2 separate regions of the Homo sapiens genome follow, and region 2 is linked to region 1. Evidence: read pairs that join two places in POLR2A ChIA-PET (ENCODE). Cell type or tissue: MCF 10A. All regions are shown on one strand.

Region 1 (4,000 bases):
AAGAGATTTTGGAGTGGTAATCTTCTTGGAAATCTTAATTTGTCCGAACCTTAATTTCAACAGCTAGTACCTAAGAGCCCTGCTTTTTTAAATTGCATGATTACTTCAGATAGCTGACAGACCCAGGTAAGCTGGAGTAGACACACATGTGTGTGAGATACAGGATTACCATTCTTTTAATTTTTGTCTTTTAATTGGTTAAAAAATATTCTCTCATTATTATTTCAGTTTTTTAAATTACTAGTAAAATTGACAATCACTATAGCTTTTGACCAAAAAAGGTTAATGCTTTCTCTCTAAATAACAAGAAGAATATAATCATCCCACAGACTAGCTCAAAAAACAAAAAATATATATTATTATTTTTACATACAAGAGTGGCTTGTTATCTTCAGGATCATCATCTTCAACTTCCAGAAGCCAGCCATAACCTCTTTGTCTCAGAAATGTAGTAGCTGTAGATTCTTTGATAAAATCTCCACCAAGATTTAATTTGACATCTGGGGATGCTATTGAACCACTGAGATCTTAGGAGAAAAGAGGATAAAACTATATAAACTAAGGCACAACATGTGAATCTTAACCAAAGTGAGCAGATATTCAACTAAAATAATTATCATTTGAAGATCTCTAAGAACATCTGCTATTGCATATAATCTTCAAATTTTATAGTTGACAGACATCTAAAAACCATCATTTATTTTATAAGAATAAAATGAAAGATGAAAGAAGTGAAAAAACGTACAAAAGGTTTCACAGCTAATTAGCCAGACTGGTACCAGAATCTAGACTTAACAACAGTAATTCCTTAAAATTTCCATGGAAAATATATGCAAAATACATTACATGACATCATTTTGGATTCCTTCATTCTTACACATATCATGTGCCTCAGAACAAAGTAACTGAATAAATTCTTTTCAGAGGCATTACATATGTATATATACAAACTATTAGACAATTTATTTACTAAAGGAAATTCGTAGATAATTTTTCTCTACCTTTTCATGTATTTATTTATTCATATATTCTTTCATTTAAATCATCACATATCTATGCTAAGTGTTTCATATATTAATGCTTAATTCTTGATAAGTCTGATGAGTAAGAGTCCCCTGTTATTTCAGCCAAAACTTCCCTTTTCTTCACATAATTACATCATTCATCTTCAGTTTTGGCAAAAATAAATAAAGGCTATGTTTTCTTTTTGTTTTTATTTTTTAGGTCGGCTCTAACAAGAGGTGAAGAGATTCAGTTATCCACATTAAAAAATAAATTCCATGTAGAGTCTGCACAGTATCTCAGGGGTTACAGATAATCATGGTAGTACTAATGCCATCTTTGCTAGTTAAAAAATGGAAATAGTTAAGGATTTGCCTGAGGTCACATAGGGATTAAAAAGAAAAAGCACATTTGTAGGACCAGATAATATACATTAATAAACAACCATCAATACTGTCAGTGCAAGTCACATGATTATAGTATTATTTCAGAAAAATACTTTTGGAAACACCAAACCAGAACACTCTAACACAGATAGATACCTCTCTGGAGATCATGTCCAACCAATACCAAAGTTAGCTTCCTTAAAAAACAAAAAACCATTTTTCATATACAGTACAAAGAGCTTAATTTGCACAATACTCTATGAGTCACATCCTGGTCGGCTTATGACAACTCCTGCAATTAAGTTTGACAAATGTTTACATTCTGAAGCTAAGTCCCAGCTTAGCTACTAACTGATACAGCAAATCATTCATGTTTTCCGGGCCCTAGTTTCCTATTCAAAGTTCTTTCCAGGTTAAACATTATATAATTCTAAAAAGTTTTTATAAAGGCGCTCACTCAGAGATAAAATATAACCAGATTTGAATTCACCACTTAAAGTTCAAAAATAATCCCTGTACATGTTATCATATAATTGCATAGTGAAAATACTCTCTTATAAGTGCTTGCTACTTCTTTGTCTAAGTTGAAATGAGAGAGGTGGAATTTAAAAGTCTATTTCTAATAGATACAAAGAGTGTTATTTCTTCTTTTTTTTGTATCAGAGCCTCACTCTGTTGTCAGGCTGGAGTGCAGTGGTGTCATCTCGGCTCACCGCAACCTCTGTCTCCTAGGTTCAAGCCATTCTCCTGCCCCAGCCTCCTGAGTTGGGATTACAGGTGCACACAACCATGCCCGGCTAATTTTTATTTATTTATTTATTTATTGCTCTGTCTCCCAGGCTGGAGTGCAGTGGGGCAATCTCGGCTCACTGCAACCTCCACCTCCTGGGTTCAAGTAATTCTCCTGCCTCGGCCTCCTGAGTAGCTGAGATTACTGGCGTGTACCAGCATGCCTGGCTAATTTTTGTATTTTTAGTAGAGATGGGGTTTTGCCATGTTGGCCAGGCTGGTCTCGAACTCCTGACCTCAGATAATCTGCCCACCCTGGCCTTCCCCAAGTGCTGGGATTACAGGTGTGAGCCACCGCGCCAGGCCAAGAGTGTTTTTTCTTAACAAGAAGAAGATTTACATCCAGAAATCATTAGTACAGCAGTGACATTAGAGGTTTTGCAGTTATGAGGCTGGAAAGGACCTTAACAACTGTTTCCTGGTTTCTAGAAAGGACTGTACTTAAAGTCCTTAATCTAAACCAAAAAAGGATATATAAATTATAGTGCTAAGGAATGTTGTGCTCAAGAACTGTACATGTTTAGCAGTTTGTCATAGCGCAGATGCAAGAACCTCAAAAAGGCATCTTCAGCTTACAAATTTTCTAGTACTTTCTGTTCCATGTAAAGTAGAAAAAATATCAAGGACATATGTAGGAATGCCAACAATAGCAGTTTGACACCTCCCCCAGGACCCCCAAGACATAACTGTCAGTGAGAAAGAACAGGAAAGTCCAAAAAATTAGTAGTAGTTTAACATGTTATCAAGTTAACAAGTGGAGAATGATGTCAGAGAGCAAGAAAAACAATTAAAAATTACTCCAGGAGCATGGCTGATTTAATTTAAACCAGAGTAAGAACAAGCTAGCTTGGTTGTCAGCTCTTGGATAGACGTCCAGATAGTAAAACATGAATTTTAGGTTAATTCTTCCTTACTATACTATATATAAAATATTCTTGTCATTTCCTAAGTAAAAACAATGTAAAGGATAATAAATATAAAAGTGGATTTAAAAAGATACAATCTTTTAAAAAATCTATTGTAAAAGGAAATTTTAAAAATGTTTCTACAGCTGTTTTGGCTCAGAGTGAAGAGTATCAGTAAATTTCAAGTCTTACTGAAAGCCACCTTTGGAAAACCCACACAACAAAATTTAACAGGAATTTTTCTTCCCTTTCAACTCAAATGTATGACTGGGTATGGGGTCCTTTCTCTGAATCTTCTGCTCAGCCTGAGAATGTGAAAAATTCTCACAGTGCAGTGTGATAGTACACTGAAGATGAAATTTACTACTGATCTGCCCCTAGACAAGTTCCCGATTTCTGTGAAAGAAGAGTATCCTGCAATAAACAATGAACATTTTGTGGCACTTGACACATTCTTATATACGTAAAGAAGCTTTTCCTTATTTAATAAGCAACAAGAGCAAGGACAAAAATCATCTCGTTTCATCTCATCTCAGACTTGAAAATGAAGTCTATGTGTGCTTCAGTATGACCCAGAGTTGTGTATATGTGCCACAGAAACAAAAACAAGCATATGTTTTTGCACTAAAAGATATTAATAAATTTCATTATTTCATTTGAGTTATAAGGATACCATTTTATTTATTTTAGAGACAGACTCTCTTGTCCAGGCTGGAGTGCAGTGCCATGATCACAACTCACTGCAATCTCCACCTCCCAGGTTCAAGCGATTCAACTACCTCAGCCTCTCGAGTAGCTGGGATTACAGGCATGCACCACCATGCCCAGCTAAGTTTTGTATTTTTAGTAGAGATGGGGTTTCAACATGTTGGCCAGTCTGGTCCTGAACTCCTGGCCTCATGTAATACACCTGCCTTG
Region 2 (4,000 bases), 160 kb after region 1:
GCTGTATACAGCTGTATACTTATGCTATAAATACTTTTCTACATGTTAGTTATTCAATAAACAAGGTTAAACAATAATACAACATGTTAAGATACATATGTAACTGATTTTTTGTGGAAAATAATCTAGATATTTTAATAACACAAATGTTGTCCATGACTATGATGCAGTTCCTCCCAAAAGCTTTCTCAGGATAGATCATGAGACACAACATCTACATAATATTACACAATGCTGCTGCTTTTTTTTTTTGAGATGGAGTTTCACTTTTGTTGCCCAGGCTGGAGTGGAATGGCGCAATCTCGGCTCACCGCAACCTCCGCCTCCTGGGCTCAAGTGATTCTCCTGCCTCAGCCTCCCGAGTAGCTGGGATTACAGGCATGTGCCACAATGCCCAGCTCATCTTTTGTATTTTTAGTAGAGATTTAGTATTTAGTATTTAGTAGAGATTTGTATTTAGTAGAGAAACATGGGGTTTCTCCATGTTAATCAGGCTGGTCTCAAACTCCTGACCTGCCCACCTCGGCCTCCCAAAGTGCTGGGATCACAGGTGTGAGCCACTGCGCCTGGCACAATGCTTCCTTTTTAAGTCTTCAAAGTCAGGTCACATCTGAGGTAAAATATTCAGTTCTTATCTAGGCATACTGACAAACTGGCATGAGACCATAGAAAGACAACTAAAATAGTAACTATTCTGGGGACTGGAGGGAAGCAGATATAACATTAAGTTCCTATATATTTGAAAGGCTGTCTCATAAAAAAAAAAAAAGATTGAGTTTTGTTAAATCAAGTATGTAAAAATTAGAAAAAGCAGATTTCAGTTAGACATAAGGAAAAAATTGTATTAGATAGAACTGACAAAATGATAGACTAGACATTTCAATTTTCTTTTTCTTTTCTTTTTTTGAGATGGGATCTCACTCTGCCACCCAGGCTGGAGTACAGTGGCATGATCTCTCGGCTCACAGCAAACTCCACCTCCCAAGCTCAAGAAATCCTCCCACTTCAGTCTCCCAAGTGGCTGGGACCACAGGCACACGCCACCACGCCCGACTAATTTTTTGTATTTCTGGTAGAGACAGGGTTTCGCCATGTTGCCCAGCCTGGTCTTGAACTCCTGAGCTCAAGTGATCCACCTGCCTTGGCCTCCCAAAGTGCTGGGATTACAGGCATGAGCCACCACACCTAGCCTCAACTTTCTTAAAAGTAAACTTACTTCAAGATATTCAGGCAGTATCAGAATTGGGGGTTAAGATCATGAATGCTATGTTGTTTCTGAAAACATGAAGATGAAACAGTACTCTTGAAAAAAGTATGGATAAAAGAGAATGGTTGCTGTAGGCCGGGTGTGGTGGCTTACGCCTATAATCCAGCACTTTGGGAGGTAGATGCGGGCGGATCACAAGGTCAGGAGATCGAGACCATCCTGGCCAACATGGTGAAACCCCGTCTCTACTAAAATACAAAAATTAGCCAAGTGTCGTGGCGGGTGCCTGTAGTCCCAGCTACTCAGCAGGCTAAGGCAGGGGGATCACTTGAACCCGGGAGGCAGAGGCTGCAGTGAGCCGAGATCACGCCACTGCACTCCAGAGCAAGACTCCATCTCAAAAAAAAAAAAAAAAAAAAAGAGAATGGTTGCTGTAATATTTTTAATGAAAGGCCACACTCACTGGAGCTCAAATCCTAGTTTCCCACTTCCTGGTTATGAGATCCTGAGCAGATCACTGAATTCTGTAATTCCCTAATTAATAAAATAGAGCTATGAGAATAATATCTATACCTCATTATGATTACTCCACAAATATTTATTCAATACCTACTCACAGCCAACTACTGAAAATTGAAGTGAAGAACACATGGTGATAGTCTCTGCCCGCATGGAGACCATCTTCTAGTGGAGGTGACAGTGATATCAGATACAATTAAAATAATCCTATCAATGAATATGAATTGCAACTCCAGTGAGTATGAAAATGAGGTGCAAGTGGTGCTAGGAGAATAATAACGGGGAATAGTTTGGAGGGTCAGGGAAGGTTGTAACATTTCAACTGGTATCTGAAGAATAAGTACAAATTAACCAGGAGAAGATAGTGTTCCTGAGAAAGGAAACTCCATGAAGAGGAATCCCATGACAGGAAAAAGCATAATAATATTTGAAGAACTGCCTAAGGAAGAGGGAGTCTTAGCAAACAGACTTCAAAAACTATGGGTCCAACACCAAGGCTATCTCTATCATAGTGATGGAGGCTACTTTAGTCCAATGCCATAACAACTATGGTCAACATGTCAAGTTTGCTTTAACTCACTGCTCATTATACAACCTTACAAATAAGTTTCCCATACATGTCTATAGGTACAGGGAGAGAACATGCTGTTCATAGCAGCTAGACAATTCTGATCTCATGTCTGTTCCGAAGACATAGATCTGCTCTTGGTGTACTGATAAAATCAAGTTTCTCTCGCTGCAAAACTGTAGACAGTAAAATTATCCTTTGAGCCTCTCATGGAAAGAGGCTATCTGGATATCATGTGGTGATCACCTCTGGATTCACCTCTGGATTTTTTTTTTTTTTTTTTTTTGAGACAGAGTCTCACTCAGTTGCCCAGGCTGGAGTGCAGTGGTGCCATCTCGGCTCACTGCAACCTCTGCCTCCTGGGTTCGAGCAATTCTCGTGTCTCAGCCTCCCGAATAGCTGGGATTACAGGCGCACACCACCAAGTCTGGCTAATTTTTGTATTTTTAGTCGAGACGGGGTTTTGCAATGTTGGCCAGGCTGGTTTTGAACTCCTGACCTCAGGTGATCTGCCAGCCTTGGCTTCCCAAAGTGCTGGGATTACAGGCGTGAGCCACCACACCTGGCCTCACCTCTGGATTTCGGTGCAACAAATGCTGACACTTCAAACTTTTACAGGTAACATGTTCTTTCATCAGAGATTCACATTTCAGTTTAAGTATGTTTGCCAAAACACTTTCAACCATAAAAGTTTGTTTTGTTTTGTTTTTGAGACGTGGTCTTGCTCTGACGCCCAGGTTGGAATGCATTGGCATGATCGTGGCTCACTGCAACCTCAACCTCCTTGACTCAAGTGATCCTCCCACCTCAGCCTCCTGATTTGCTGGGACCACGTATTCGCTGGCATGTCCAGCTAAATTTTTTATTTTTTGTAGAGATGGGGGTCTCACTATGTTGCCCAGGGTGGTATTGAACTCCTGGCCTCAAGCAATCCTCCTGCCTCAGTCTCCCAAAGTACTGGGATTACAGGAGTTAGCCACCATGCCCCCCCTTGTTTTGTTTCTTTGAGACAGGGTCTCACACTGTCACTCAGGCTGGAGTGCAGTGGCATGATCACAGTTCACTGCAGCCTCAACCTCTCAGGCTCAAGAGATCCTCTCGCCTCAGCTTCCTGAGTAGCTGGGACTACAGGTGCATGCCACCACACCTGGCTCTATTTTTTATTTTTGGAAGAGATGGGGTTTCACCATGTTGCCTAGGCTGGTCTCCAACTTCTGGGCTCAGGTGATCTTCCTGCCTCAGCCTCCCAAAATGCTAGGATTATAGGCATGGGCCACTGTGCCCGGCCAATCATAAAGGTTTTGATAAAGGCAAGCAGAGACTAAGGTATCATTGGGAGGGGGAGGGGGCAACCAAGAGAAAGGGAGAGAGGGAGAAAGACAAAGCAGTGTAAGGTTTGACAGAAACTACTTCACAGTTTTGCAATGCACCAGTTATATTTACACACTAGTTCTGCACACCAGACAAATTACTCTCTTTAAGCACTGTAGTTATGCTTGCCCTACCCCAAAACTAGACTGAACACTTCTTTGAATAATACTATAGGGTCAGCAGAGGGTGAATGGAAAAAGAAAACAAAATTATAAACAATCAAAAGAAAGCAGGGAAAATCTACTGGCCAGGTGTGGTGGCTCACACTTGTAATTCCAGCACTTTGAGAGTCCGAGGCAGGAGGATTGCTTAAGCCCAGGAATTTGAAAGTAGCC

The links. Peaks named below come from ENCODE experiments on the same cell type or tissue, not always from the same donor. Only the 100,000 strongest peaks of a DNase experiment are listed, where the experiment ranks them.
Region 2: POLR2A ChIA-PET joins it to region 1 with 5 read pairs; 2 of 35 experiments call an interaction of 5 or more read pairs at or near these places.

What each region holds. Positions count from the first base shown.
Region 1 is chr2:32,287,010-32,291,009 of GRCh38, reverse strand. YIPF4 (Yip1 domain family member 4) reads right to left here. Exons shown (of 6, transcript NM_032312.4): 2 at 374-527. Among named protein-coding and RNA genes, the nearest start is that of YIPF4, 11 kb to the right of the region's middle. In MCF 10A, no CTCF peak of the experiment used is centred here; a DNase peak (open chromatin) is centred at 1,659.
Region 2 is chr2:32,129,299-32,133,298 of GRCh38, reverse strand. All of the region lies in intron 9 of SPAST (spastin), which reads right to left. Among named protein-coding and RNA genes, the nearest start is that of SLC30A6-DT, 34 kb to the left of the region's middle. In MCF 10A, no CTCF peak of the experiment used is centred here; no DNase peak of the experiment used is centred here.